Linked DNA regions of Homo sapiens: all the other regions are linked to region 1. The links are chromatin contacts, found by Hi-C or POLR2A ChIA-PET in ENCODE. All regions are on one chromosome and are shown on one strand. The core of a region is the stretch at or near the end of the contact, and the rest is flanking DNA. Distances in the headings are between cores, read along the strand shown. Region 1 holds the start of SYTL3 (synaptotagmin like 3). Region 2 holds the start of SNX9 (sorting nexin 9). Region 3 overlaps SNX9 (sorting nexin 9). Region 4 overlaps SNX9 (sorting nexin 9). Region 5 holds the start of SYNJ2 (synaptojanin 2).

Region 1 (6,072 bases), core at 1,062-3,561:
AGGCAGGAGAATGGTGTTAACCCGGGAGGCAGAGCTTGCAGTGAGCTGAAATTGCAGCCACTGCACTCTAGCCTGGGCAACAGAGTGAGACTCTGTCTCAAAAAATAATAATAATAAAATAAGTAAATAAATAAACAGGCTGGGCTCGGTGGCTCACACCTGTAATCCCAACACTTTGGGAGGCCGAGGTGGGTGGATCACCTGAGGTCAGGAGTTTGAGACCAGCCTAGCCAACCTGGTGAAACCTCATCTATACTAAAAATACAAAAATTATCTGGGCATGGTGGCAGGCACCTGTAATCCTAGCTACCGGGGAGGCTGAGGCAGGAGAATCACTTGAACCTGGGAGGCAGGGGTTGCAGTGAACCGAGATCGTGCCATTGCACTCCAGCCTGGGCAACAGAGTGAGACTCCATCTCAAATAAATAAAAAAAAATAAAAATACATAAAAATAAATAAATAAATAAATAAAACATTAGAAGACTCACACGTGGGCTTGAATCTATAAAACTTGAAGCCTACCTGAGAGAGGACAAAGTTGAACAGGCGCTTTCTCTGAAAGATCACTGCAATTCACCGCTGATTCCGAGTATTCTTTCTCATTCGGGGAGCCTTTTACCACCCAAAAACAACAAAAAATATTACTTTAGAATCAGAAATAGGAATTCATGACTGAAATAGGAAGCCATGGCATTCATACTTTAAACTTGACCTCTTTGTATGGAAGAGCAAAGAAATGAGAATTAATATTATTATTTATTTATTTATTTATTTATTTGAGATGGAGTCTCGCTCTGTCACCAGGCTGGAGTGCAGTGGCGCGATCTCAGCTCACTGCAACCTCCACCTCCCGGGTTCAAGCAATTCCCCTGCCTCAGCCTCCTGAGTAGCTGGGACTACAGGCGCCCGCCACCACACCCAGCTAATTTTTTTGTATTTTTTAGTAGAGTTTCACCATGTTGGCCAGGATGATCTCGATCTCTTGACCTCATGATCCATCCGCCTAGGCCTCCCAAAGTGCTGAGATGACAGGCGTGAGCCATCACACCCGGCCGAGAATTAATATTATTATATCCTTCTAGGTACTACTCACAATTGTTGTTATGCTTTCTGTTGTGCCAACAGCTACTATTTATTTAGCTCTTACTCTGAACCAGATAGTTTAAGTACTTTGCATACATTATCTCTACTAATCCTTATTGCCACATTATGAAGTAAATGTACCCATTCTACAGATGAGGAGAGTGAGTCTTGGAGTGATTAAGTAACTTACCTAAACTCACACTCTAAACTGGGTCTGTTTAACTCCAAAACCTTATGCTTCATTTAGGCAAAGCAGCTAAGTTAGAATCTCCAACTATCTTGGCTAAATAATCTTTTCTACACCAATTCTAATTTCTTTTTTTCTTTTTTTGAGACGGAGTCTTACTCTGTTGCCCAGGCTGGATTGCAGTGGCAGGATCTTGGCTCACTGCCACCTCCGCCTCCCAGGTTCAAGTGATTCTCGTGCCTCAGCCTCCTGGGCAGCTGGGATTACAGGTGCCTGCCACCACACCCAGCTAATTTTTGTATTTTTTTTTTTTTTTTAGAGATGGGGTTTCATCATGTTGGCCAGGCTGGTCTCAAATTCCTGATCTCAAGGGATCTACCCACCTTGGCCTCCCAAAGTACTGGGATTACAGGCGTGAGCCACCGCACCCAGCCCAATTCTAATTTAATAAATCTTTAATATCTAATGTGCACTTTCCTCTCATAGTCTCTTTCTTACCAAGCAATTTAGAGATTAAGGAAGCTTAATTAAAAGAAATTTAAATTAGACCCTAGCTAACTTTTTTATAATTCCAAAATGATATTTATGTTCCACCTCCAAACGAGAAATTACGGATGATCAAAACAATAAAGTCGATTCAGAGAGAGCAAAATAGTAATAAACTGTAAGTATAAGAATTTGCAAACCAAAGAAGAAAGCAAATGACACTCTACCCTTTAAAAAAAAAAATCACACCATATAGCTTTTGGATAGTGTTTTTCTGTTTTGTTTTGGTTTTTAATTAACTCTGAAGTCACTTCCACCATATCACTTAAATCATTATTATCTCAAATGTTAAATGTATGTTATTCAATAAAATTACAAGATATCTTTTATCTAATTTATTATGTTTTGTTTCCTACCTTTTCAATGTCATAAATTTAAGAAAAGTTACAATAACTATAATCTCTACCCACCCCACTCCCCCACTCCTAAAACGACCTGCTGCAACGGCCAGCCATGCCTTCTCATCCTACCTTCGCATCTGCTTCAAGAGAAGAGACCAGAGCCGGCTCTGCAGAGAAGGAAGTCAATTCTTCTTGTTAGAGTAACTGACGTATTTCTCTTCCCTTCCTGTCGGGCACAGGCTGACGCAGTGCACCCTGTGTGGCCAGCCTTACATGCCTCGGTGGCTACTCCCACATCACTAGGGACCCAGGGAGCAAAGCCACCCCAAAACCACATCAAGGAGCTCTTCTATGCCAACATTTTACATTTTTAGCTGGAGGAAAGACCAGGCTGATGCTGGTGAAATGTTTCACCCTTCCTAAGGAAACTCCCTACAGAGACTACAGCCTTCAAATATTCAAATGTTCTCACATTTGTGAAGGGTTTCACATTGACTTCAGTGTAAATGACTAACCACATCTCAAAGAACAGCTATTAACTCAAGAATAATTTACAAGAAAGGGGGACAGCCAGGCCAAGAGCGATGAAGATTGTAATGAAATCACCAAGGGGAACCTTCAAAATGCTGTGCGTGTACTAGGTAGTATTACTCAGCACCGTGAAGTGTCCCTGCCCTGCTAACTCAGGCATGGCCAAGGACTTGCTCTGGAGAGCAATAAGACAATGAAGTGTGTGCAAAGGTGCCACGTGCCACGTAGGCTTGGCACCTACCGAGCCAGTACTGGGGCCACCATTCATTCTCTTTCCCTTCTCTTTCCCTTGATGACTCCAGACACAGGCTGCTCCAGCAACCTCGTCTCAGCATGGAGAAGACATGAAGCAGAGCCATGGAAGATCCTTGATGGTCATGGAGTGTGAGTGGCAAATAAATGTTTGCTGTCATCAACCACTGAGAGTGTAGGGCCATTTGTTTCTGCAGCTAACCTAGCCTATTCTGCTGATGTAGTGTGTAGTGTTTTCACAAACACAGAACTGAGCACCAAACTATTTAATAACTACTATAGCATGAATATTTACCCATTGGAACAAATGCCAGCGGAGGCCCTGCTATACCACGAGTTATCCTTTAGTTATTGGATCTTGGGGATGAGGTCCCAGGGAAGGGGCTGCAGTCACCAGGATTGAGAGGAAGAGGGACCCAAGAAGCTCAGAGCAGCCACTGTTTCATGGGGTACAGAGGTATTTCAGCACAACTGTGCCTCCGCTTCCCAGCTCAATAGCAGATCTAAATATAGGCACTTCTTAGCTAATCTCTTTAGCTTTTCTCAGCACAGGACTCTCACTTTAGATATGTGTCAGCCAGAGTTTCTTTTCCTTTACAACATTAAATTCCTCAGCCATGAGTGTTTCAACAGCACCCTCGTCCTCATCGTCTTCTTCTGTTACTATTATTTTGACTCAGCATGATCTCATAGTAACACACTTCTTGGCACAGGGGAAGAAAGGAAAAAATGGAAAATCCACAGGATGGCATTTGGACTATGAAGGGCTGCAGATTATAGCAGAACAACACTGCTGGATATTATTATTATTATTATTTTTTTTTTTTTTTTTTTGAGACCGAGTCTCGCTCTTTCACCCAGTCGGGACTGCAGTGGCGCGATCTCGGCTCACTGCAAGCTCCGCCTCCCGGGTTCACGCTATTCTCCTGCCTCAGCCTCCCGAGTAGCTGGGACTACAGGCGCCCACCACCGCACCCAGCTAATTTTTTGTATTTTTAGTAGATACAGGGTTTCACCGTGTTAGCCAGGATGGTCTCGATCTCCTGACCTCGTGATCCGCCCGCCTCGGCCTCCCAAAGTGCTGGGATTACAGGCGTGAGCCACCACGCCTGGCCTATTATTTTATTTTTTGAGACGGAGTTTCGCTCTTGTTACCCGGGCTGGAGTGCAATGGCGCTATCTCAGCTCACCGCAATCTCTGCCTCCTGGGTTCAAGCGATTCTCCTGCCTCAGCCTCCCAAGTAGCTGGGATTACAAGCATGCACCACCATGCCTGGCTAATTTTGTATTTTTAGTAGAGATAGGGTTTCTCCATGTTGGTCAGGCTAGTCTCGAACTCCCGACCTCTGGTGATCTGCCCACCTCAGCCTCCCAAAGTACTGGGATTACAGGTGTGAGCCACTGCGCCCAGCCACTGCTGGATATTATTGATGTTATTTATTGATGTGACAGTTCATTGATTGCTATGATTATTAGGCCCACACTTGCTAAATAAAGGTATTGGCAGCTCCAGTCCCACAGTCTGTATTCAAGAAATTTGACTCCAGAAAAGAAAGGTGATTGCACGCAAACCTGCCAACCTATCACTAACCTCCAAATTGAAAAACAAACCTAAGATTCACTCCACTGACTTACTGCATAGAAACTAAACATTATTCTAAAATATGGCAGAATGCCAAAGATTCATGAGCAGTTACGAGTAAAGGTGTCTGAGCTCCAATGCTTCTGATGGACATCCATTCGTGGCAGATGGAAGGTGCTGGAAATGGCATCTGGTGAACTGCCAAATGTCTTAACGATTTTAAATTCCTTAGCCCTACAGACTACATCAGTTGGGCAGAATATAATACCACATCACTGCATTTTTCCAAGCACTACAACATCACATAAGCCTAGAGAATTCAAACCCTCCTATTTACAGATATATCCGTTTAAAAGAAAAAATTCCATAAAGGCCATGTTTTAGTCAACTTTGTAGCCTCAACCCCCAGCTCAGAGCCTGACACAAAGGGAGTGCTCCATATATGTGTATTGAACAAGTGAACAGATAGTTGTGAAGATAAACAGACCAGCTCATCCGTTTACTGGCAGCCTCAAAATGTCATACATCGCGATCATTTAACAAATGTTCTTTAATAGTTAAAATTGGAGAGTGGTACCCAATGTATAAAAGCTAAAATCATGTAAGCATTTTTAAAATGCACATTTGCATGTTTTCTGTTGATTTATGTGCATGCTGGTGATCCGCAGTTATAACAAGATCCATGCATTAATTATGCACCATCCTAGCAGACATTCAGGAAATTGATTTAAATTAGGAAGTTCCTAAAAGGTTGTGGGGAAAATTGAAAAGGCTGTCCCAAGTGTCATGTTCTTCCATTGCAGGTGTTTGCTCAGAACCGGTTTACTCTTGCTTTGCACATAATTCTGTGACACTTAGCTACTGAACTCCAGGTCCACAACAAAGTAGCAGAAGAAAAAAGATTTCAGAGGCTCCTGATTGGCTCAGGATCGTGGTGGGGCCAAGAGCTTGGAACCAGGTAGGCAGAGAACATCCAAAACGAGATCTCAGGTGATACTGAGAAGGGCAGGCAGGCAAAGCAATGTCAGCATCAGAATCACATGTGGACTGAGGCGCACGACTGAAACACCAGGACAGGGGAGTTGAAGCCAGGTAATAAGAAAGGAATTCAAAAGGTAGATAAAGTTCAGAATCCAAGGAGAGGAAGACCAGGTGTGGTAAAGCAACCAGCCTGCCCAGCAAGTCTCCTCGCTCAGGCCGAACACCCAGGGCCAAGCAGCCTTGTGTCAGTCAGGGCTCTGCCCTCCTCTCGCCAGCCCTGTTTCCCTCAAGGAGGCAGGTAGTTGCATCTTCCTCCACTCCCCAGTTCTCTCCATTTGGGTCTGAGGCAAAGCTAACACCCATGAGGGAAATGATTCATGCAATAAATTTTAGGCCGGGCATGGTGGCTCACAGCTATAATCCCAGCACTTTGGGAGGCTGAGGCTGGAGGATCCCTTAAGCCCGGGAGTTTGAGACCTGCCTGGGCAACACAGTGAGATCCCATCTCTACAAAAGACATATTAAAAAAATAGGTGGGTGTGGTGGCTAGTGCCTGGAATCCCAGCTGC
Region 2 (6,072 bases), core at 1,770-4,269, 830 kb after region 1:
GGCCTCCCAAAGTGCTAGGATTACAGGCGTGAGACGGCGCCCGACCCTGATTAACTTTCTTTAGCAGTGAAGGACTGTCAAACTAAAGTTCTTCTTCTAAAAGATAATTTCCTTTTTTATTGTAAAATATAGTAGTGGAGTTTTTAAAAATCCCAATAGTTCAGTGATAACCACATCCTTAATACGTAAGAACAAACAAGAAAATTGTATCTGAAGATACTATAGCCAAGTCTCTGATAAATTCAAAGGGAAATCGACATCCCTTAAAATATCCAGATACTGAATTTACTTTTCATCAGTTAATACTTATAGCAACAGCCTGAGTGCCACTGGAGCCTACATTTTTATTAAAAGTTAGTCATTACTACTAAGCACATTCTCCCCACCCCTTGAAGAAGACAAAGAAAAAACACAACTACTCAGGTGTGGGGAAGGAGTGTGCATATGGGGGAAGGGAGGAAAGCACCAACTTGACTCTCTGGGAACAATTAAAAAATGAGACTTTGGTTTGACACAAGAATCACCAGCATGTCAGAAAACAAAGGAAGGGTCTTCTTTTAATAACTGCTTCGTTGCTCTTCTTTTTCTTAAAATGGAAATGGTTTGTCACAATGTAAACATGGAAATGAGCACCATGTGGAACAGTGATTAGGCAGCCGAAAGAAACTAACAGAACTACTGGAATTTGCCTTTGGAGTGGTGTAGATAACGAAGTAGGAAGTCCTTACGCATGCTTTAAGGCTCGTGTTTAATCAAAGACACATGCAATTCGAGATTAATATACAAGAACCACTTTTCGATTTTTTGGAAAAAAATTAAGTTCAGGATTAACTATGAAATAAAAATTTCACTATATATACCTGCACTAGTTGCTAAACTGCATTCCACTTAAAGGACAGTACAGATAACATGCCTCAGTAGACCAGAGTGTAAAAACACACTGACCACCACTAGACAGATCTCTATGTCATAAACCGTCTTCTCTTTTTTCAAACGGAGTCTCGTCTTTTCTTTTTTCAAACGGAGTCTCGCTCTGTCGCCCAGGCTGGAGTGCAGTGGCGCGATCTCGGATCACTGCAACCTCCGCCTCCCGGGTTCAAGCGATTCTCCTGCCTCAGCCTCCAGAGCAGCTGGGGCTACAGGCGCGCGCCACCACGCCCAGCTAATTTCTGTATTTTTAGTAGAGACAGGGTTTCACCATATTGGCCAGGCTTGTCTCGAGCTCCCGACCTCAGGTGAACCACCCACCGCGGCCTCCCAAAGTGCTGGAATTACAGGTGGGAGTGAGCCACCGCGCCCGGCCTATAAACCGCTTTTAAGGTTGCAAGATGAGCATGTACTAGGATGTGTAACTGGTAATTTCTGGAATGTCTGGCAACAAACCTCAAAATCAAATTTCCTTAGAAATCCTTGGCCTAAGTTTTATTTTTAAAAAGGTCAACACAAAATTAATACGTTAAAAAGGTGGCAAGTTCTATCGCATTAATAAAACCAAAGCACAGCACAGGCAATAATATATTAACAAGAAGGTAATTATTTCAGTAACAGCAGCAACAGGTTCCCTGGAGGAGAATCCCCATTTCTCTACAAACGCTGCACCTAGATGGATTCAGAGCACAAAATTTACCACAGCACAACATCTAGCAGACCGAAGTCAAGCAATGCTGATCTTTCAAAGAGATTTCACATTTCTTACCATTTTCTACCTTAACACTCCACAAAAAAAGCAAACACCTATCGAAAAATAAAAAATAACGTTTCTAGCAACCCAAAAGTAGCTCAGAGATCTCAAAAACAAATAGACAAAGGGGTGCTGATGCTAACAAAGTGACATTACAAAAACTAAGTGCAAAAGTAAACCCACTCCTCACAGTGTATCACAGATCAGTTAATGGCTCAGGTATAGAGCCTCCTCCCCCAGGTCCTCCCTTCCGTGACCGTGACTTCCCCAGTGGCTATTCTACATCAAGTAACTACTGAAAACGCCCAAGGAAAAGGAGCGGGGGAGGGTGGCTTTTGAAAATTCAGGTAGCCAAGAGTGACTGCTAATTTCATAAACAATAACGTAAAACAAGCAAACCACCGCTCCTAGCCAATGACGAAGCAGGAGTCAAAGTTCCACCACGTAATTCGGGCCTGGGCCTTTTTTCAGGCAAACACGTAATCGAAAGCACAGTCATTTCCCTCTTGATATTTTATTCATGCCGGCAATGCCATTCACAATGAAAAGGTAGCAAAACAAAAGAAAAAAATAACAGCAGCGAAGGCAAAGGGGCGCGGGGCGTCCCAGCCTCGGTCCCTCCCCGGCCGCGAGCCCCCGCAGGCCGGGACGGGAAGCGCCGCGTCCTCTCCGCCGAGGTCTCGACCCCCACCCGCCCCGCGGGGGCGAGGGTCCCCCAGGCGGCAGCGGGAGGGGACGTGGGGGCGGCGGGGACGCCGGACGCCACAGAGCGCCAGTCGCCTCGGGGGCCTCCCCGGGCTGCGGGAAGTTTCCGTCCCGCGGCCCCTCCCGGCGAGCCCGCCGCAGCCCACGCTCAGGTGCAAACTTCCCAAACCTCGCTGCGCCCGGGGTCCCAACCCGCGCCCAGACCCGACGCCGTCCCCCGGTGCGATCCTGGTGGTCTGTCTGCACTGCCCGCCGCACCCATGCCCAGAAGGGACTGGCTGGGCCGCGGACCCGCCCGGGGACTCCACCGAGGAAGCGGAGTGGCCCCTCGACCACCCCTGGCCCCGACCCTCCCCGCGGCCCCGGCCCCGACCCTCTCCGCGCCGCCCCGGGCCTGAGCGACCGGCCCGGCCTGCGCCGCGCGCCCCTCACCTTGGTGGCCATGGCGGGCGGGTCCCCCGGCCCGGGACGGCCGGCTCGTCTCCCGCGCCGCGGATGGTGATTCTGAGCCGCGCAGGCAAAGGCAAGGGCGAGGGCGGCGGCTCCGGCTGGGCCCCGGCGCGGCGGCCGCTCCTCCGCCTCGGCCCCGAGTCTCGACGCTCAGGCCCAGCCGCTGGGCGCTCGGCTACTCCCGCGCCGCACGCTCCTGCAGTTCCTGAAAGTCCCCGGCTGCGCGGCCCCCGCCCCTGTCGGCCGAGCCTCCCATTTACCGCGGCGCGCGCGACGCCCGCCGGAAGCGCGCCCTGGGCCCTCGGCCGCGGCCCGGCCTCCTCGCCTCCTGGCCGCCCCCGCGCCGCGCCGCCGCCCCGGGCAGTCACCGCCGCCGCCGCCGCCGCCGCCCCCGGGCGCCCTTGGTCGAGGCTGGGAGCGGCGTCCCGCGCAGCGGCGGGGTCCGGACGGGCGCCCCAGGCCATGGCCCGCAACCCTGCGTGGCCGCCCCAGGGGAAGCGATCCGCGGCCCACAGAGCCGCTCGGGGTAGCCGAACCCCGACTCCGGTTCACGCTCGGCCGGCGCCGCACGCCGTGGCTCGGCGCTTTCCGTGCATGAGGCGGGAGGGGGCGGCAGGAACTCTCGACGCCCCGGGCAGACAGGAGCCCCGCAACCCCGCTGTCTTTGCCCCACGCCTGGGGTGTTGCGGGGTCGCCGTGCCCTTGGCCGAGTACCCTGAGTACCACATAAACAGCTGGGAAGGAGCGGAGCGATGGCTTCCTGGGCCTCTTCCTCCTGCCCGGAGGCTCCCTCAGGCCGGGGTCCTGGCTTGAAGCCCCTGGGACGGGACGGTGGGGGGTTTCGTTCTGTGACGCCCCGTTAACCTCATTCTGGAATCTTGATAAGCTTAAAAATACCGGAGGGCCCGAGAGGTTTGGGGGACAACAGGCTCTCTGAAGTGGAAACGAGGTCTCTAAAATTTTCCATCTTTCTGTCAGTGTTTCTTTCCAGAGTTGGAGATATATATATGGGTGTTATGAATAAACGAATGACTTGAATTGAGCAGCAAGATTTTTCACTCAAGGACAAAACACGACTGGAAGATGTGTCTTAATTGGCATACTAGTGGAGTGCTTTTTTATTATTATGAGGGATATATTTGTAAGAAGAGACAACTATCAAATGTAAATCTCTGGTGTTTAATGTCAAGTTTGTGTCTTCTTAAATACATTCTATTTGACCTGAGATTTCACTAGTTATATTCAATAATGGGGTTTAAAATAGATACGGTATTGCAGAATTTTCTGTGAATTTTTGTGTTTGTTGAGCTCATGGTTAAGCTATAGTCATCATAATATGCATAAATAGTTGTCTTTCTCCGTAAAAAAAAATATTGGGAGGCCAACATTCATTGACGGCCTGCTTGCTGTATACTAGGCTTCCACATCCCCATCTCATTTAATCCTTATAAGAAACATTTGAGAAACTCATTATTGTCCACTGTTTACAAAGAAGAGCGACTCAGGGATCACTTAAATAACTTGCCCATTTGGTAATACTTATTCAAATCGAAAATGACCGTAGCCTTGGACCCAGCAGCCCTCCTGGGAATTTATCCTGTCAAACACTTGTACAAGTGTTCAAAGATGTTCATCAAAGATTGTTCTGTAATAACTCCAACCAGAAAGCAACCTATGTGTTTGTTAACAGGACTGTTTCAGTAAATAAGATACATCCATTCAAACAAAAATACTAGGAAGCCCGTAAGAAAATGATAATATTCTAAGAGGTGTTAAGAAAGATAAAAAGAACATTATGTATGGTACATTTATGTAAAAAAAAAAAAAAAAAGGAAATATGTGACACATTCCTAGAAAATTTCTGAGAAAGATTCGCCAGATCCTGTTGTCAGAGTTTTTGACCATGTGTATATATGACTTCATTTAAAAACAGCAGTTATATTTTAATAAACAATGGAAGAAATAACTTGGCTAAGAGCACACACTAGTATGTGGAAAAGCCAGGATTTGAACTCAGGCAATGTCATAAGTAATGAGTTTTCCATATTCTTTTAAATGTGAAGGCTGGGTACAGCTCTCTCTGCAGCCGTTCAACAATGCATCCCTTGATAGGAAGGTGCAAAGTTAGGGGCACACCTGTGAAGACAGGCCTTTCCACATGCTCATCTGGCAAATCCTATGCAAATAGTCATCCTGGGCACCCAGCACCATGAAAGCAAGAAGACTAGAGACTTCAAGCTTTTCCCACCAGAACAATTTCATAACCCTGGTTTTATTTTTTAGAAGTAATGGTGGAGGGCTAAGGTGGAAGGATTGCTTAAGCCCAGGTGTTCAACACCAGCCTGGGCAACATAGTGAGACCTCATTTCTAGAAGTTTTTTGTTGTTGTTGTTGTTTTAAAAAGAGCAAGACTGTGAAAAACAAATGAAAAAGTACATAAACAGAGATAAACATGGCCGGGCGCTGTGGCTCACGCCTGTAATCCCAGCACTTTGGGAGGCTGCGGCGGGCGGGTCACGAGGTGAAGAGATCGAAACCATCCTGGCCAACATGGTGAAACCCCGTCTCTACTAAAAATACAAAAATTAGCTGGGCATGGTGGCACGCGCCTGTAGTCCCAGCTACTCAGGAGGCTGAGGCAGGAGAATCACTTGAACCCGGAAGGCGGAGGTTGCAGTGGGCCGAGATCGAGCCACTGCACTCCAGCCTGGGCAAGACTCCGACTCAAAAAAAAAAAAAAAAAAAAAGAGATAAACATGTGCACTTTCACAATAAGCCACACCGAAGGGATCTTGAACATAACTAAAATCTTTTTCACATTTTTAGTAATGAATTGGGTAGTATATCTCCAGTAAATACTGCTAAACTTAGGAGTTTTATTTTTATATACGTCAGTCAAAATCAACATTACTTCATGAATGTTATAGAGGAGACCCACTTTCATAGAATATATTTGTATATAGAGAGAGAGACTGGGTCTTGTTCTGTCACCCAGGCTGGAGTGCAGTGGCCCAATCTCGGCTCACTGCAGCCTCCGCCTCCCAGGTTCAAGTGATTCTCCTGCCTCAGCCTCCGCAGTAGCTGGGATTACGGGCACCTGCCACCATGCCTGGCTAAGTTTTTTTTTATTTTTTATTTTTTATTTTTAGTAGAGACAGGGTTTTGCCACGTTGGCCAGGCTGGTCTCAAACTCCTTATCCTAAGTGATCCGTCTGCCTCAGCCTCCCAAAGTGCTG
Region 3 (6,072 bases), core at 2,262-4,761, 810 kb after region 1:
AGATACTTTGCAGACTCTGCACTTGATGGATCAGCTGGCACCACCCCGATCAATAAACTGGGCATCTGATCTTGTGGCCCCCACCCAGGAACTGACTCAGTGCAAGACAGCTTTGACTCCCTGTGATTTCACCCCTGACCAATCAGCACTCCTGGCTCACTGGCTTCCCCCACCCACCAAATTGTCCTTAAAAACTCTATGGGTAGACTGATTTGAGTAATAATAAAACTCCGGTCTCCTGCACTGCATGAATTACTCTTTCTCTATTGCAATTCCGCTTGTCCTGAGAAATCGGCTCTAAGAAATTGGCAGGCAAAGTGAACCCATTGGGCGGTTACAATCCCAGCATTCTGGGAGGCTGAGGTGGGCAGACAGCTTGGGGCCAGGAGTTCGAGACCAGCCAGGCCAAAGTGGTGAAACCCTGTCTCTACTAAAAATACAAAAATTAGGCAGGTGAGGAGGTATGGGCCTGTAATCCCAGCTATGCAGGAGGCTAAGGCAGGAAAATTGCTTGAACCTGGGTGGTGGAGGTTACAGTGAGCCAAGATCATGCCACTGCACTCTGGCCTGGGTGGTAGAGTGAGACTCCATCTCAAAAAAAAAAAAAAAAAAAAGACAAATGGGAAATAATTTTTTAAAATCTAGAATTCTGTACTCACGATGCTTTGAAATTGTCTTCAAACTATTTAAGCTCTTCTAAAAGAAACAAAAAATTAGAATTGCAATGAATTGAGTATGGATTATGCAAAATGGATCACTTAGCACTGCAATCAGAAGTACACAAAGACCATAGCTGTCTGTCTATCAAAGGATTGGTGAGTAAATGCACATTATACATTTTAAGTTAAAATAAGATAATCAGTACAGTTAACCTTTGAACAACACAGGTCTGGTCCACTTTACATGCACCGTTTCTTCTATTTCTGCCACTCCACCCTCCTTTTCCTCCACCTACTCAATGTGAAGACAATGAGGATGAAGGCCTAATGCTCTACTTCCACTTAGTAGTAAATATATTTTCTCTTCCTTATGATTTTCTCAATAACATTTTCTTTAGCTTAATTTACTGTAAGAATACCGTATGTAATACATATAACATACAAAATATGTGTTAACTGTTTGCGTTATAAGGCTTCCAGTCAACAGCAGGCTATTAGTAGTTAAGTTTTGGGGGAGTCGAAAGTTATACTTTAATTTTCAACTGGGCAGGCGGTCGGTGCTCCTAACCCCCACATTGTTCAAGGGTCAGCTATATTTCTTTTTCAATTTTCATTTTCGTCAATTCTTCAACCCTTGTCCTAAGCATCCTCCCATTGCTGGCACCACCTAAGCTGTACAGAAAGGCTTAGAAGGCTTCATCTCCTTGAAACCACCTTTGCAAAATTATAATTGAGGAAATTATGACACTGAAAGAAATCAGACCTAACCAACTCTATCTTGCTTGTAACCTTTAAGCTGTCCTTGTTCATTCCTGAGCACAGGCCAGAACTAACTTTGGGAAAGAATTTGATCCATGGTTTGACTCTGAAACAAAATTGGTAACAGCCCTTTCCTGAAAAGACCCCCTTCTTGTCTGGGGTCCAGTCTGCCTTTGCAGGACTAACAAAATAACTACAAGAAATTACAATTTCGGGGTCATGTAGCCTCTGGCTCCAAGAGTCTGAACCTCCCCAAATTGCTCCTGGGGATAACATCACTATTGTAAAACCTAAGATCAGTGATTAAGATATTTGCAGACCCTGCACTTGATGGACTCAGACCAGTAACCTGGCCCAACCAGTTCTGCCATCCAACCCAGGAACAGAAGACATTAAGAAAACCTAACTTCAACCCCTTAAGATTCCATCTGCAACCTGACCAATCAGCACTCCCCACTTCCCAAGCCCCTACCCACCAAATTATCTTTAAAAACACCAAATTATCTTTAAAAACTCCAATCCCCAAATGCTCGGGGAGACTGACTAACAAACTCAGGTCTCCCGCACAGCCAGCTCTACGTGAATTACTCTTACTCCATTGCAATCCCCCTGTCTTGATAAATCGATTCTGTCTAGGCAGTGGTGATGGTGAACCCATTGGGCAGTTGCATCATGAGGATTTTGATAAGAGCACTGGAGTCAACAAGATAAAAGCAAGACATGCATATATTTTTTAACTGTTAGATTATGTTACCTGTATGGTCACATTACCTGTGGCAAATCTGTTTTACATTAACATGGGCAGACTCATACAAATGTCAACCAGTAAGAGATGGCACTGTTCTCACCTTAATACTATCAAGCAACTTAATAGATACAGCAAACTTAATTTATGAATATGTTTACACTGCCTACCAACAGACTGGATATTTGAAGATATTAAGAATGTATTCTGAATTTTTAAGTATAACAGGAATTACAGTTATTTAAGTCTACAGTTTTGGAGATATATATTAAAATACTTATCATGAAACGATGTCTGGAATTTGCTTCAAAATAATGAGGAAAGGGGAAAATAGGGGAGGGGAGGCTAGAGGAAACAAAACGGGCCAGGATCACTGTGGAGGTGGGTGATGAGTACACAGGGGAGTGTCACTGTGCTGTTCTACTTTTGTCCATGTTTAAAATTTTTATAAATAAAAAGTTAAAATAGAAAATATTGAATCATGCCAAACCATTGAGATGATAGTTTAAAAGTCACAGTGTAGTAAATTCTTATCATTTTATGTTGCCTCAGCATGCACTTTGAAGATAAGTGGGACCTTGTCGTAGCAGAAGCAGGGCTCTGTCACCCTGGACATGGCAGAGGGTGCAGTTCTACACCTCCTCCCAGTTCCTCAACATGACTAATACAGATACCTGCCTTAGACAACTTCCTCCTGGCAACCACCTCCCCATGGGAAAGCTACACACAGCCTACTTCACTGGCCCCGATCCCCACACCCCACATGGGCTGTGCAGTCACAGTGTGACCTCCTGGAACCAATTAAACCTCCCTGGGGGAAACCTGTTTGGACCCCATGAAGGCCCATGGGTCTCTAGGTAGGTCTCAATCTCTCTCTCTCCCTTCACAATTCCTGACCTTCAAGCTCCCTGACCATCCTGTGTGTGACCTCCAGGATTGCTGTGTACTCCCAGGGCCTGTAGGTAATAAAATCTGTATTTCTATCTTGTGCCTCTCCTAATCATTGGGGGATGCCCTTCATCTTGAAGACCCTAAATTAAAACACACAGATGTGGAATTTTTCAGCATGACTAATATGAAATTCCAGTGATCTAATTCATATTAAAAATAATCACTTAATGGAACCATGAAAGAATAAAGATTCATTGAATCTCCAAATTCTAAGCCAAGATGATGCCATTTCTTCTTAGCCCATAACAGCATTCTGCCCCAGTTCTCAGGGTTCCAGCTGCTTTCTTCTACTGCTGCTCTCAAGACTGCTGGGGCTTCAGGAAGTTTATACCAGACACCCTGCAAACAGTGACCCTCATCGGAAGAGAAATGCAGTGAGTCGCTGATCAGAAATGGTTTCATCAGTCAGAAATCCAGCAGTCTGCAAGTACTTTGCTTATGTCTATGTGGCCACCAGTCGAGTGAACAGCATAACGGTAACAGCCAAATGGTCTGATGAGCCGTTTGTATTCACTTTCAGTATATCCAGGAAACATAATCTGAAATTTTCTATCAGACAAAATCTCGAATGCAAAATAATAGAGGTTTTTAAAAATTTCTTTACAAAGTTTTTTCTCCCAGCTGATTTGACTGGGGTATTCCTCATATAGAGAAGGATACTGTGTCAATCCTTCTGAAGCTCTCTTACTGATTGACTTAAATGGAGCACAGGATTTTCCTAGTGTGGCTTTAATAAGATACAATCAATTAAGTTTTAAGAAGGGATAAAATAAGGCTTAAATCCAGTATCAAAGCAAACTGACTGTTAACTCCTGCAGTTAGCTTTGGGTAATAAAGGCAAGCTCAACTCTTTAAAAAAGAAAGAAGAAAGAAAGAGAAAGAAAGAGAGAGAGAGAGAGAAGGGAGAAGGAAGGAAGGAAGGAAAGGAAAGAAAGGAAAGAAAAGAAAGAAAAGAAAGAAAGAAAGTATTTTTTGTAAAAGTCAGTCATTTTGGGTGTGGTGAAAACCCTCCAATGGTTTTATTGCCAAATAAATGTCAAAGCCCCCGTGGTCGCCTGGGCCTCCTCAGCCTGGGGAGCAGCCCCTCTTCCCTGAGCTCCCTCAGCTCTGGCCTCACTGTGCAAGCACCAGCCTGAGGGTCTGCTCTTTCCCGAGATCCAAAGACACCCCAAGCACCAGCCTGAGGGTCTGCTCTTTCCCGAGATCCAAAGACACCCCAAGCACCAGCCTGAGGGTCTGCTCTTTCCCGAGATCCAAAGACACCCCAAGCACCAGCCTGAGGGTCTGCTCTTTCCCGAGATCCAAAGACACCCCCACCTTCCCTCAGATCTCTACCTGAGTGTCACCTTCCCAGTGAGGCTTTCTTGTTTTTTTTCACCTGCTTTCAGAACCCTAGTGAAACCATGAAACAACCGGAGAGGATAGGAGAATCCAAACAGCTATGTATCACATTAAGACAGAAAGGTCTGAGCTTTGCAGAGATTCACGCCCCAATACTGCGCACAACCAGCAAGGTGGTTACCATGTCCTCAAGCAGCACAGCAAGGAAGTGGTGGAGAGAGTTACTAAACTGAGGGGCAGGAGGAAAGGCCTAAAGAGGAGACTGGAGGGCAAGATGGGGTCACACCTTCAAGGCCATGGCACTAGGTTACCATCCCCACCCTCAAATTATGCTTCACCCTGGGCAAGAGGCGGTGGCCTGGGAACTAAAATATTATAGGTCTGCTTCCCCAGCAGGACGGGGATGTAATTTGTTGTAAATTATTACAGAAAAGCAAAATTATAATTTTTCCCCCACTTGGACTGTGCAATGGAATTCACACCTGAATCCATTCAATTATTTGTATTTTACAGATAAGGAAAGTGAAGCAGTAAGTAACTTTTCAAAGTAATGTATTAATAACTGGACTGGGATTTGAACCCAGGCTCCTAATCTCTATGCTATATCACCATTACATGAAAATACATATGCTTCATAATCAGGTAGAACTAATTTTATTCATTCATTGCATCTCTAATAAAAGACATAATTTCTCTTTTATTCTAAATATAAAATTCAAGAGAAACAAAACACTAATAGGGGAAATAGGCTTTTATGTAACAGCTATAATGAATCACAGAGGAATGCCAATGACCTCAACATTAATTCATTACATATATACATCCCCACACACATATAACAGTAATTATACACAAGGACAATTCATTGATACCTAACACCAAAAAGGTACTATGAAGTCCAGCGTTTTTAAGTAAACCTGTATTTTATTAACCGAATCTATATACATTTTAAAGAGTTAAAGATCCCCTGACAATTCACCAGCTGGGAATCCCTTCTCTAGAATAAGCTCTGGGTATTGCAAACCAGGTAAACAAAACACATCAAACAACAGCTTACCTGGAAATCAAAAGGAGCAGATCCATTTTAACCATTCCAAGACGCTATGTCCTCGGCCACAAAGGATTTAGAACAAGCCTGGGCACAGACTACTTGCCTCGAATGTTCACTGGTTCCTAAGAGTGGCTTAGTTTAACCAGTGCCAGATAAAATTTTAGAGTACAACCAGGGAAAGTGGACATTTACACTTCTCTAAAATGTACTTTCTGTCCTGCAAGGTCAGTCACTAAAATAGGAGCTCTTTAAATGAGACCTCAAACTAAACATGCCTTCAAGTATTTAACACCATTCCCTAAACTAGAGAAATGATCCTCTTCTACATCATGAGTAACATAATGTCAGAATATTTAGCACTTCTACATAAAATTTTCACACTATGGCTCTTTATTGATATACATTTATTTTTACTCTTAAGTTTCCAATGGCTAAATGGAGGGAAACAGGTCAGAGGGTCTCATTTCTGACTCCAAATACTGAGCTATCTCACTGTACACTATGTATACATACTTTTACCACAGCAACCGTACACCTAATGGAAGATATCTAAGTGTCTGTGTTCT
Region 4 (6,072 bases), core at 2,302-4,801, 770 kb after region 1:
TCATCAGTTTGCCTGGAGACAAATACATAACTTAAAGATAAGGTGATGATGGGTAGCCACACTGAGGCATCACAGAAATAGAACTGAGCTTGGAAAAGTACTTCAACCTCAAATTCAGATGAATTTCTTCTACAGTTTCCCTACCATGAACCGTTCAGCGTCTGCTTGCCTAACTCTGATACACAAAGACCTTCTCCTGGGATAGCCCTGCTGACATGTAGCAAATGATTATTCCAGAAGGCAATAGAGGAGACTCTGAAGTTTCTTAAACAAGGAGATGACATAAAAGCATACGTCAGCAATGCTGAGGGTTTGGTTCCAGTCCATCACGTTAAAGTGAGTCATGTGGACTTTTTTGGTCCCCCAGTGTACATAACAGTTATGGTTACACTATACCGTATAAGTGTGCGAGAGCATTATGTATAAAAAATACATATCTTAATTAAAAATACTTTATTGCTAAAAATCGCTAACGATCATCTGAGCCTTCCACTAGTCAAGCTGCACCCTTTTTGCTGGGGTGGCGGGGGGGTCTTGTTTTGATGTTCATGACTGCTGACTGATCAGGGTGGTGGTTGCTGAAGGTTGGGGTGGCTGTGGCAACTTCTTAAAACAAGACAATGAAGTCTGCCATGTCAATTGACTCTTCCTTTCATGAAAGATTTCTCTGTAGCATGTGATGCTGTTTGATAGCATTTTGCCCACAGTAGAACTTCTTTCAAAACTGGAATCAATTCTCTCAAATCCTGCTGCTATTTTATCTACTAAGTTTATGGAATATTCTAAATCATTTGTTGTCAACAATGTTCATAGCATCCTCACCACGAATAGATTCCATCTCAGGAAACCACTTTCTTTGCTCATCCATAAGAAGCAACTCCTCATCTGTTCAAGTTTTATCATGAGGTTGAAGAAATTCAGTCACATCTTCAGGCTCCACTTCTAATTCTAGTTCTCTTAGTATTTCTACCACATCTGCAGTTACTTCCTTCATGAACATCTTCTATGAGGGTTGGAATCTACTTCTTCCAAACTCCTGTTAATGTTGACATTTTGACCTTCTTCCATGAATCATGAATGTTCTTCATGGCATCCAGAACGATGAATCCTTTTCAGAAGGTTTTCGATGTACTTTGCCCAGATCCATCAGAGGAATCACTATTTATGGCAGCCATAGCCTTGCGAAATGTATTTCTTATAGGACTTAGAAGTCAAAATTACTCCTCGATCCAAGGGCTGTAGAATAAGTGCTGTATTAGCAGGCATGAAAACATCAATCTTCATGTACATCTCCATCAGCGCTCTTAGGTGACCAGGGGCATTGTCAATGAGCAGTAATATTTTGAAAGAAATCTTTTTTTCTCAGCAGTTGGTCTCAACAGTGGGCTTGAAATATTCAGTAAATCATATTGCAAACAGATGTGCTGTCATCCAGGCTTGGCTATTCAATTTACAGAAGACAGGCAGAGTAGATTCCGCATAATTCTAAGGACCCTTAGGATTTTCAGAATGGTAAACGAGCACTGGTTTCAACATAAAGTTACCAGCCGCATTAGCCCCTTAAAGAGAGTCAGCCTGTTCTTTGAAACTTTGAAGCAGGCACTGGCTTCCCCTCTCCAGCTGTGCAAGTCCTAGATGGCATCTTCTTCCAATAATAGAAGGCTGTTTCATCTGCTCTGAAAATCTGTTTAGTGCAGCACCATCATCAATAATCTTTGCTAGATCTTCTGGATAATGTATTGCAGCTTCCACAGCAGCACCTGCTGCTTCACCGTGCACTTTTATATTATGAAGACAGCTTCTTTCCTTAAGCCTCATGAACCAACTTCTGCTAGCTTCAAACTTTTCTTCTGCAGCTTCCTCACCTCTCTCAGCCTTCACAGAATTGAAGATAGTTAAGACCTTGCTCTGCATTAGGCTTTGGCTTAAGGGAATGTTGTGGCCTGTTTGATCTTCTACCCAGACCACTCAAACCTTCTCCTTATCAGCAATAAGGCTATTTCACTTTCTTATCATTCAAGTGTTCACTGGACTACTACTTTTAATTTCCTTCAAGAACTTTTCCTTTGCAGTCACAACTTGGCTAAGTGTTTGGCTCAAGAGGACCTGGCTTTTGGCCTGCTTCAGCTTTTGACAAGCCTTCCTCACTAAGCTTAATAATTTCTAGCTCTTGATTTAAAGTGAGAGAAATGCGACTCTTCCTTTCACTGAAACACTTAGAGGCCACTGCAGGGTTAATAATTGGTTAACTGAAATACGGTTGTGTCTCAGAGAATAGGGAGGTCCAAGGAGAGGGAGAAAGACGAGGGTATGGCTGGCGGGTAGAACAGGCGGAACACATAAAACATGTCAATTAAGCTCGCCATTGTGGTGCCTCAAAACAATTACAATAGTAACATCAAAGATCACTCATCATGAATCATCAAAACAGATATAATAATGATGAAAAAGTATGAAACATTGCAAGAATTAACAAAACGTGAAACAGAGACACCAAGTGAGTACATGCTGTTGACAAAATGGCGCCCATAGACTTGCTCAATGCAGGGGGTGCCAAAAACTTTCAATCTGTAAATAATGCATTATCTGTCAAGTGCAATAAAGCAAAGGGCAATAAATGAAGTGTGCCTGTCCTTAATGTCTTGTTTTAGAAGCAGTGGTATATGAGATAACTATAATTAACAATTATTAAACCACTACTAAGTACCATGTACTCTTCTAAATACTTTAGAACTCTTTTTTCATTTACTTTTTCCAAAAATCCCATGAGGTTTTACAGATGAGGCACAGAGATGCTAAGCAGCTTACCCTGATTCACATAGGATGTGTGAGATCTGGGATTAAAACCTAGACAGTCTGGCTCCTAAACTCACTGCCTTGACACCAAGCTAGGTTGCCTCTTAAGGAGGAGAGAAAAGACAGGAAATCTGTTAGAACAATGGATCTCAATCAGTTCCCTCTTTCCACATCTCAAGGATGCAGAGCACGCCTCTCAATAACTGTGGCTCACGATGGCACTCGGTTAGGGTTTTAAAGCAGAATAAAAAGAGGGCACAGAAAGAAGTAACATTTCAGAGAAACAGAAACAGGAAAGTCAGGAAGAGAAACTAGTTTTGTGGGGAAATAAGTGATTCGGTTGAAGATGAATTTCAGATACAAAGGAGACATGCTGATAGAACTGTTCAACAAAAAGCTAGAAATTGGGCAAATCAAAGAGAAAATTCAAGATTAGAGAGACACTTTATAAGGGAATCTACACGATTAGAGAGGGTAGAATAGTGAGAGAGGCTGGAACACAAAAGGGTAAGTGGATTGAAGACCCCCTTTTAAAGGAGGGAAGAAGTGGGAAAAGAAGGAAAATATTTATGAAATATCTTCCATGTGTCCGGCACTACTTTATATTGGTGGCCTAATCCACTGACTATTCAGGAGGTTCAGGAGGCAGGTCTTATGCCAAAGCCACAATTCTTACACAGTGGAGCCGCACTGGCAAGCCTGGATCTAACAGCAAAGCTTACATGCTTCCCACCACACCACTCACCTGGGGACTGGCGGGGTGTGAAACAGAAAAACAGAGAGATGCCAGGGAGAGCATGTGACAGAGGCCAGAAGGGCTCTCAGCAAAACAAAAGCAGCTTTATTCCAAGTATACACATCTTTCTAGTATTTGAAGGAGACAGAAAACAAACCTCTCAAGTAGAAAACCTTCAGATAAGACATCTAGGTTTACAGAACTTTTAAGTAGCTTTTAAACCTCATTGTTCTCATTCTTTAGAAAGGTACAAACAAAAACTTTCTATTAATTTCTCAAAAGTAAGTACTCTAAAGAAGCAGTAATCTGAGAGTTTAAGATCTATACTGAAACCTTTTCAGAATCACAGCAGTGATGTAATCTAAACAACAATAACTGATGAAAAACAAGACTAGCACACACAGGAGTAGAGATTTTTAACAATTGAGATTCATTCCCATCAGCTGGTCCATTCATTCTAGTGGTTCAGCCACTAACGTGAAATACTCTTGAAACTGTGAAATAACCGATAAGTAACTAATAATGAAACTAATATTAACCACTAAAAACTATGCTTTCTTTTCAAAGGTAATAAAATGGTTGTCCTTATCTGGGTAATATAAAATCTGTATTTGAATAAGAAAATGAAGAGAGTTTGATTCAGTTCCTGGGTATCCTTCAATACATTTTCTACACACTTTGCATCTATGGTGTGTGTGTATGTGTGTGCACTGAAACACAAGAAAGATAACATTACCCATACTGAGGTGCCTTTTAAAAAAATCATACCTCTATCTGTACATCTAAATCTACCCTCACTCTCCCTAAGGGAAGCTCAGCTTTCCACTGCGTGGCTGCCTATAGTTCATCTGATCAGTCCCCTGCTGACAGACATTTACATTCCGGTTTTCTGCTGTTACAAACAATGCCGTAGGAAACGTTCTTGCCCAGAAACCTGCGTTCTGCGAGCAGATCTGCAGGAGGAACTCAGAACCGCTGGGCCTTAGAGATATGCATTGTAAATACTCATATACATTACCGAACCAGCCCCGAAAAGCTTCATCACTTTATCCTTTCCCTCGCTTTGTATGACATTGCCTGTCTGACCACACCTGTATGACACTAGCTTTTAAACTGTTTTCATTCTCTGCTAGTTTGATAGAAGAATCTTAAAATGAGCATTTTCCCAAGTATATTAACTATTAGTACCTTCCCCCACCAAAGGACAGCCTGTTTATACACTTTACCTATTTTTCTGAATTCTTCATCTTTTTCTTACAGATTAGCAAGAGTGTATGTATATGAATGGAATTAGCCTGTATCCGTCATAAGTCAGAAGTATTTTTGCTAATTTAATATTACTTGTTTACTTAAATGTATCAATTATATCCTTAATGGCCACTAGACTTTGTGCTGTCAGTCTCAGAAAGGGCTTCCATAGGCCGGATGCAATTGGGAGGCTGAAGTGGGCGGATCACAAGGTCAGGAGTTTGAGACCAGCCTGGCCAATATGGTGAAACCCCATCTCTACCAAAAATACAAAAATTACCTGGGCGTAGTGGCGGGCACCTGTAGTCCCAGCTACTCAGGAGATTGACGCAGGAGAATCATTTGAACCCAGGAGGAGGCAGAGGTTGCAGTGAGCTGACATCACGCCACTGCACTCCAGCCTGAGCGACTGAGCGAGACTCCGTCTCAAAAAAAAAAAAAAAATGGTGGGCTTCCATATTCCAAGATCATAAAAAAAATGCTGTCTATTATTTTCTCCAAGTAGTTTAATAAACAGCTTTATAATTTTCCAAATCAAACTGTTTCAGTCCATTTAAAGAACAACTCATCATATTCCTTTCACACTGACAATTCTAGTCTAAACTGCAGCCAAGCTGAACTGCGTTTTGGCTGATAAAGCGTTTTCTCACCACCAAAAGAGGAAAGCAATCACAGTGGGCCAGGGACCTGGATGCAGCAACACTGCCTTGACACCAGCAACTCTGCTCACCTGAGACTACTCAGTAAGAATCTAGAACCAAAGGGTCCCCCAAGCAACCTGAAATTAGGAGTTTTAAGAAAAACCAAAAGAAAGTGCTATCTTACATAGTAGGTTATACATTTATGAACTAGTTACTCTGAAATGCAGCACAGATTAAGAATACAAAGTCAAGGAAAGAGTAGCAGGCTCGAAATAAGTTATTCAAAGAGATCTTTAAAAAGATATACTTAAAGAAAAATACGACACTCAGGAAGTTGGATAACCAACTGAATGTGGGGCTTCAACTTGCTTGTGTGGGAGGAGAGTCAAATTTAAACTTACTGATGCTAAGATGAGTAAAGAGACACTGGCTCAGAAGTTGGCAGAGTGTGCCAAGCTGAAGAGATGCATGCCTGAGAGGGGATGTGCCCATGGGCCTGATGGACAGGAGAGAGGCCCAGCTTCTCTGAGGTTCCCGCTCTCAAAACAAAACCGACCCTGGGAGAGAGCACAGGCAATCAGAGCCTCCCAAGCAGCTCACCTCAGAGCACACATCTTCCTACCCGCATTCAGAAAATGAAAGCAATGGGCA
Region 5 (6,072 bases), core at 1,040-3,539, 670 kb after region 1:
ATTAAGTTTTCAGGCCAGACGCAGTAAGTAGTTCATGCCTGTAATCCCAACGCTTTGGGAGACCAAGGCGGAAAGATCACCTGAGCCCAGGAGTTCGAGAACAGCATGGGCAACATAGTAAGACCCCATTTAAAGAAAAGAAAAGAAAGAGAAAAAATTAGCCAGGCATGGTGGCATGTGCCTATAGTCCCAGCTACTCAGGAGGCTGAGGCAGGAGGATCGCTTGAGCCTGGGAAGTTGAGGCTGCAGTGGGCTGTGACTGTGCCACTGCATGCCAGCCTAGGCAACAGAAGAAGCCTCTGTTTCAAAAAAAAAAAAAATTTTTTTTTAAAGTTTTCTACTGAAAAATGAATGCTAGGTTAAATGACAAATGTGGACTGCACATGAGTTGAAGACGAGCCAATTCCTTTCTTACATTCTCTGTTCTAAAATCTGGTATACTGTAATCACCACCGTGATGTAAATCTCAGCCCAAACTTCAGCTCCTAATGGAAAATATGCACTACATTACTGTCATTAATCATTTTTAAATCTTCACTTTTGAAAAAATAAAATCTCTTTTTTCTAAGCTGCTTCAAAGAATTCTTGAATGTGTATGAACTTGGCTTAATGTTGCCGTAATCCAACTGAAGGACATCTTAATCTATTTGATGAAACAGTAGTTTTGTACCATGAAATTACTCTTTCGCTTCCGATAAATGTGGTATGAAGTAGACATCTAAAATGGAATGGAAATTTCTGTGGTTTTCTTTCAAGGCCACACCAAATAACCAAACTTAGACTCTTCAGGACAGCACAAATTAGAATAATCTGAAAATAACTTAATCTACAATTCACTGCCTACTTTTGATGCTGAGACTACTGGAGACATTGTTTCAGTAATCAAGTGACTGAGAACAAGCTGGATAAATGCATGTTAATGAAATGATTAGGGAATCAGAAATAGGAGAGATAGTCCTTCCAAGACATACATCCGAACGGGAGTCGATGCATACAAATGTGAAAAGAAGGCTAGAGGCATCTACAAAGCAGCCTGCTGCATTTGCCGACCACCTCAAGTACGAGTGACCCCGGGCTGCACCTTGTTTAGCTAGGAATACCGGCAAGCTGTTACAGCTGGACGCCTAGTGGTGGGAGCTTACTCTCGGGTGTCCACATTTAGAAGTCTAACAATCAGACCTGGTTTCACGTGCTTTGGTGCTACCCAGGTTTTCCTTATAATGGTTAGCACAAAACAAGGGACCCAGGTTAGCGATACCAGGAAGCCACGCATTGAATGACATTACAGAAACAGCCACATAAAAGTCAGGTGGATGGTGTCACCTTGGCAAGCAACTTAGCCTCTTTAGGCCTCAGTTTGCTCATCTGCAAAATGGGGATAATAATAGCTTTTTAGTAGAATTGTGAGAATTAAGTGAGATCACGTACTAAAGCCCATAGCACAATGCCAGTTTCAAGGCTTCTGAAGTCCATAGGTGAAATTCGCTGGCTTGGCAGGATCTAAGACAGCATAAAGGTCATGGTATATTTGTTTACAAGTTCTATAAATTGCAGCACCGATGCTTCTCGACCAAGTATTTACGTGGGACAAAGCTGCCATCAGCGGTTTCTCCAGAGCCTATGTTTTGGGGCTTTTGTCCCCATCCCCTCCAGGAGTGGAGCCGCCAACACAAACCAAAGGGCAATCACTGGTTTCATCAACAGGTGCAAAAGAAAAGGCGCCAGGCACAGGGTCAGGCCGGCTAAGTCAACACCCCGGGATCCTCATGAATACGCAAAGCGCCCCAGCCGGCTATCCAGCAACCATATCCTCTGGCGGCGCGGGCCGGAGATCCCCGTGGAGGGGCGGCCGGCCTCCGTGCGCCACCGGCCCAGCCAGAGTGCTCTCTCGAGTCCCCAGCCCCACTTCATTCAAACAGCCACCCCTCTGCGCGCGACCCCTACGCCCCGGCAGTCCCAGCGCCGCCCGATCCCCTCGGGAAGGGGGGGTACCCGTCTTCCCGAGGCTGGGCGAATGCGGGCGCCCTCTCCTCCGGGCGTCGCTGCCCCCGGCCCGGACTCACCCAGCGTGGCCACCGTGCCGGCCTCGAACAGCAGGCAGTCGTCGCGGCCGCGCGCCTCCAGCAGCACGCTACAGTCCCCCTCGGCCCCCAGGCGCCCCAGCAGCCGCAGCCCTTTGCTCAGGGCCATGAGGGTCGGGCCCACTGCGGGCGGGGGCCGGGGCCACGTCCTCCCGAGGGCGCGCTGCCCGCGACAGCTCCCCGCGCGCCCGCAACTTGCCAGAGTTTCACTTTGCGCCGCCGCTCCCGCCGCGCCAGGCTCCTCCCCGGCCTCCTCCCCTTCCTCCTCCTCCCCACTCGCGCCTCCCCAGCCTGGGGCAGGTGAGGGCGCGCCGCCGCCTCCCGCCCGGCCCCGCGCTCCCCCCAGCGGCCAGGCAGCTGCGCGAGGCCGCGCCCCGGGGCTGAGGCTCCCCGCAGGCGGGCGTGGAGCGGAAGAGCCTCCCGGATGCCACGCATTCCTCGCTGCGGAGGAGGATGCCCCGCGCGGGGCGACCCCGGGAGCCTGGCTGCGATGCCGGCCGCCCGCAGCCTTATATGGGCAGCCCGGCCCGGGAGTCCGCCAGGCTGGACCCGCTGACTGTTCCCGCCGGGGGCGCTGCGCCTCCCTGTGTGGTCGGCTCCTGCGACCCTGGACGAGTCCTTTCGACCCTGCGTGCCTCGGTCTCCCTGCGGGGAAGCGGGGTCATAACTGCGCCTACTTCGGCGCGGAGGCCTGAGTTAATTCGCGGAGGCGCTTAGCGGGTGCGGAGCGCGTGGAGCGGGCTGGAGAAAGGTTACCTTTCACTAGCGTTCTATCCCGGAGGCTGTTGCGGTCACCGACCCCGCCAGGGAGAGGTGTTGGGGGTCAACGGTGCGTTGTCGCGAAGAGACCTGGAGCCGTGATCCCCAGACCACGACCCCCACTTACCACGTGACCCTGACTTCTCTGCGCTCCACCTTCCTCTCCTGTCAGATGGTGACAGCGCCTCTCCCACCGGCTCTGGACACCGGCACGTGTCCGCGCGTGTACGCTGGAGTGTGTGGCCCGGCCTTCTGGCGCGGGGTTCTAGCGCCCAGGCTTGGCCTGTCAGAGCTGCAGGGGAGGTGGGGTGGGTATGGGTGTTTAGGGCTGAGTTGGAGTCACTCTTTGGGGTGGTTTGGCGGCTTAATTCCCTTCGCTTGTGATGGGTACGTGAGGATGGCCCGAGAAGCCTCCATCAGCTGTTTCCATCCTGCCCGCAAACGAACTCAGTTCCTCTCTCACCCCATTCTGCTGTACTGGGCCAAGCTGTTTGTCTCTGGGACTTGTCCTAGAAAGGGCAGAGCCCCCAGAGCCAAGCAGAACACTGCCATGCCCCTGCAGACATTCAGTAATGACCAGACAAGCCATCCTCAGGGGACAACCTCTCAGGTGATGGTTGGGTAATAAATTTGAACAACCCCAGCAGAGATTATCTTGACCCTTAGCCCCTTTCCTTGCCCACAAACTCTGCCCAGGTCAAGCATGATGTGCTCAATATCCCAGGCATGATGCTCATCAGCTGTCCGAGCAGCTTCTTTCTGTGTAGATGGAAACATTACTACCTCATGAAAACAGTGTGCCCATTCAGTGAGGCAGATCAGCCTTTGGCCCACTTTTTGACCTGAAACTCACTTCTTCCAGGAAGCTTTCCTGGAATGCTGAGGTCCCAGATAATAGTGCTTATATAACACCCAGATTTACAGACTTCAGTTCTCACCTACTCATATGTTGCTTGAGAAGTGTTTTTATGTTTTCTCTTAGCCCTGTTTTGCAAATTGAGTGGTAAGGCCTTAGGGAGGGGACCCAGTCTTCCATTTATCTCTCTCTCCTCTTTCCTAACTAGCATCATATAGTCTAAAGTCCTGCACAGTGGCATGCCATACCTATTTTAGAAATTTTCCTGCAGTCAGGACCAGCAGTTGAGCCTCACAGCTTATAGAATCCAAGTCACCATCAACTGTAAAATGAACCACTATTTTATGTACCACTGAGAAAAAAAAAAAAACTTCCAATTAAACTAGAACATGCCACCAATAGTCATCTCTGCCCTGATTTAGACAATGTTAAAATGCACGTCTCAGACTCAAGGAACTACAGTGGCTGTTCCTCCGTCTCTGAGAAATGGCTGGGTGAGCCAAGAGCCTGCTGGGTTTTGGGGCCTCTGCTGTCTGGTTTCAGGTGGGACAGCCCACCTGGGTGGCAGAGGGAGCAGCTTCCTCACATGCGCACTGGCTTGATAGACCAAGGGTACCCAGGCACAGGCACCTTTCGCAGATGGAGCAACTGACCTTGAGGCCTTCAAGGAAAAGGTTGGCTCAGACACCTAAACCCCCAGCGGCGTTTGGGCAAAGGGGTGGGCCCATCTGCGGCAGGAGAGTTGGGCGCTTCCCCTCTCTGAGATGTATAATGCCTGGAGGGTAGGGAATTGGGAAGGGGAGGAGATGGGGAAGGAAGCAAAAGCCAACTCCACCAGCCCCAGAGTAAGCCACAGCAGGAAATGTAGCTCAGCGTGGTGTGGGTGAGGGAGTCAGGAACCCCAACAGGTTATCAGAGGAAACAAAGAGGGGAAGTAGGGGAGACATGCACTGAACGTTTGAGCCACCCTATCCCCACCCCCTGTTGCCCTACCAAATCCATATGTTGAAGCCCTGACCCCCAGTGGAATGGTTTTTAGAGATGGAACCTTTAGGAGCTCGTTAGGGTCAGATGACGTCATGCCAGTGGGGCCCTCTCAATAAGAATGATAGGATTAGTGTCCTTAGAAGAAGAGACAGGCCAGGCGCGGTGGCTCATGCCTGTAATCCCAGCACTTTGGGAAGCCAAGGTGGGTGAATCACTTGAGATCAGGAGTTTGAGACCACCCTGGCCAACATGGCAAAACCCCATCTCTACTAAAAATACAAAAAAATTCACTGGATGTGGTGGTGTGTGCCTGTAATCCCAGCTACTCGGGAGACTGAGGCAGGAGAATCACTTGAACCCGGGAGGCAGAGGTTGCAGTGAGCAGAGATGGAGCCACTGTACTCCAGCCTGGGCAATAGAGCACGACTCTGTCTCAAAGAAGGAAAAACAAAAAAAAAAAAAAAGAAGAGACACAGAGGGAAGGGCCTGAGCATCTGCCGGCCAGGAAGACGGCCCTCAGCAAGAGCCACATCAGCTGGCACCTTGATCTCAGAATTTCTAGCTTCTAGAACTGAGAAATAAATTTCTATTGTTTAAGCCACTGGCCTGTGGTATTTTATTGCGGAAGCCTGTATTATTAGTCTATTTGTGTTACTATAAAGGAATACCTGAGACTGGGTATTTATAAAGAAAATAGATGTCATTGGCTCACGCTTCCACAGGCTGTACAGGAAGCATGGTGCTGGCGTCTGCTTCTGGGGAGGCCTCAGGAGGCTTACAGTCATGGTGGAAGGCAACCAGGAACCAGCATGTCACGTGGTGAGATTAGAGCAGGAGAGCTGGGGGGAGGTGCCGCACTCTTTCAAACACTCAGATCTCCCGTGAACTAACTGAGCAAGAACTCACTTATCATCAAGAAGATGGTACTAAACCATTCATGAGAGGTCCACCCTCATGATGCAATCCTCCCACCAGGCCCCACCTCCAGCACTGGGGATTACATTTCAACAGGAGATTTGGAGTGGACAGACATCTAACCCCTATCAGAGCCCGAGCCGAGTAAGACAGGAGAGGTTTAAAGGAAATACAAATCTGTATTTGGTGCCTGATTGTATGATATGAGCTGCACAAAGGAAAGTGGGAAGTCAGACAGGACCCTGGCATTTTGAGAATGGGACAGCAGCGATACCATCCCAGAGTGAGGAGGAGGCGAGTTTAATTGGAGACAGAGACCGGGTGGGCAGGTCGTCCAGTGGGAAATGCCTACAGATGAGGGGCCAGAAATGAGTATGGCAGCGATCAAAGGGGAGTGGAGACAGACAGGGGTAGAAGGCAGGGGCAGGAGGAAAAGACGATCAAGAAGTACCCCGAGAAAGCAGAGGGGCCAAG

Evidence for each region. A loop is a pair of places that touch in the nucleus more often than their neighbours do. ChIA-PET counts read pairs that join two places held with the same protein, here RNA polymerase II (POLR2A). Pooled maps may share reads with other maps.
Region 2: a loop to region 1 is called in a map of B cell, with 6 times the contacts of the local background. The contact joins the promoter of SNX9 here to the promoter of SYTL3 in region 1. A Hi-C loop is called at or near these places in 1 of 168 maps with a recorded cell type or tissue (B cell), 3 of 37 single-sample maps with no recorded cell type and 14 of 50 pooled maps. POLR2A ChIA-PET finds 5 or more read pairs at or near these places in 1 of 52 experiments (CD4-positive, alpha-beta memory T cell).
Region 3: a loop to region 1 is called in a map with no recorded cell type, with 3 times the contacts of the local background. The contact joins the enhancer-like site here to the promoter of SYTL3 in region 1. A Hi-C loop is called at or near these places in 3 of 37 single-sample maps with no recorded cell type and 5 of 50 pooled maps.
Region 4: a map of naive thymus-derived CD4-positive, alpha-beta T cell shows a loop between it and region 1 (4-fold over the local background). The contact joins the enhancer-like site here to the promoter of SYTL3 in region 1. A Hi-C loop is called at or near these places in 2 of 168 maps with a recorded cell type or tissue (both naive thymus-derived CD4-positive, alpha-beta T cell), 1 of 37 single-sample maps with no recorded cell type and 7 of 50 pooled maps. POLR2A ChIA-PET finds 5 or more read pairs at or near these places in 1 of 52 experiments (activated naive CD4-positive, alpha-beta T cell).
Region 5: a map of naive thymus-derived CD4-positive, alpha-beta T cell shows a loop between it and region 1 (4-fold over the local background). The contact joins the promoter of SYNJ2 here to the promoter of SYTL3 in region 1. A Hi-C loop is called at or near these places in 1 of 168 maps with a recorded cell type or tissue (naive thymus-derived CD4-positive, alpha-beta T cell) and 9 of 50 pooled maps. POLR2A ChIA-PET finds 5 or more read pairs at or near these places in 2 of 52 experiments (activated CD4-positive, alpha-beta T cell and activated naive CD4-positive, alpha-beta T cell).

Annotation. Positions count from the first base shown.
Region 1 is chr6:158,646,293-158,652,364 of GRCh38, reverse strand. SYTL3 (synaptotagmin like 3) reads right to left here and starts at 2,311. Exons shown (of 18, transcript NM_001242394.2): 1 at 2,287-2,311; 2 at 523-612.
Region 2 is chr6:157,820,193-157,826,264 of GRCh38, reverse strand. It overlaps SNX9 (sorting nexin 9), which reads right to left and starts at 3,019. Exons shown (of 18, transcript NM_016224.5): 1 at 2,819-3,019. The coding sequence starts at 2,830. RefSeq lists an enhancer at 2,191-2,240 and a silencer at 2,891-3,210.
Region 3 is chr6:157,838,415-157,844,486 of GRCh38, reverse strand. The region is part of intron 1 of SNX9 (sorting nexin 9); the gene reads right to left. Among named protein-coding and RNA genes, the nearest start is that of SNX9, 18 kb to the right of the region's middle. RefSeq lists a silencer at 1,916-2,210 and an enhancer at 2,728-2,877. Within about 2 kb of position 3,511, at least 6 of the 41 ENCODE cell types and tissues checked have a DNase peak (open chromatin) inside an H3K27ac peak, as active enhancers do.
Region 4 is chr6:157,877,584-157,883,655 of GRCh38, reverse strand. All of the region lies in intron 4 of SNX9 (sorting nexin 9), which reads right to left. Among named protein-coding and RNA genes, the nearest start is that of SNX9-AS1, 12 kb to the left of the region's middle. Within about 2 kb of position 3,551, at least 2 of the 41 ENCODE cell types and tissues checked have a DNase peak (open chromatin) inside an H3K27ac peak, as active enhancers do.
Region 5 is chr6:157,978,080-157,984,151 of GRCh38, reverse strand. It overlaps SYNJ2 (synaptojanin 2), which reads right to left and starts at 2,289. Exons shown (of 27, transcript NM_003898.4): 1 at 2,064-2,289. The coding sequence starts at 2,190. RefSeq lists enhancers at 2,008-2,523, 2,724-2,773, 2,794-2,983, 2,524-3,039, 3,004-3,053 and a silencer at 2,024-2,603.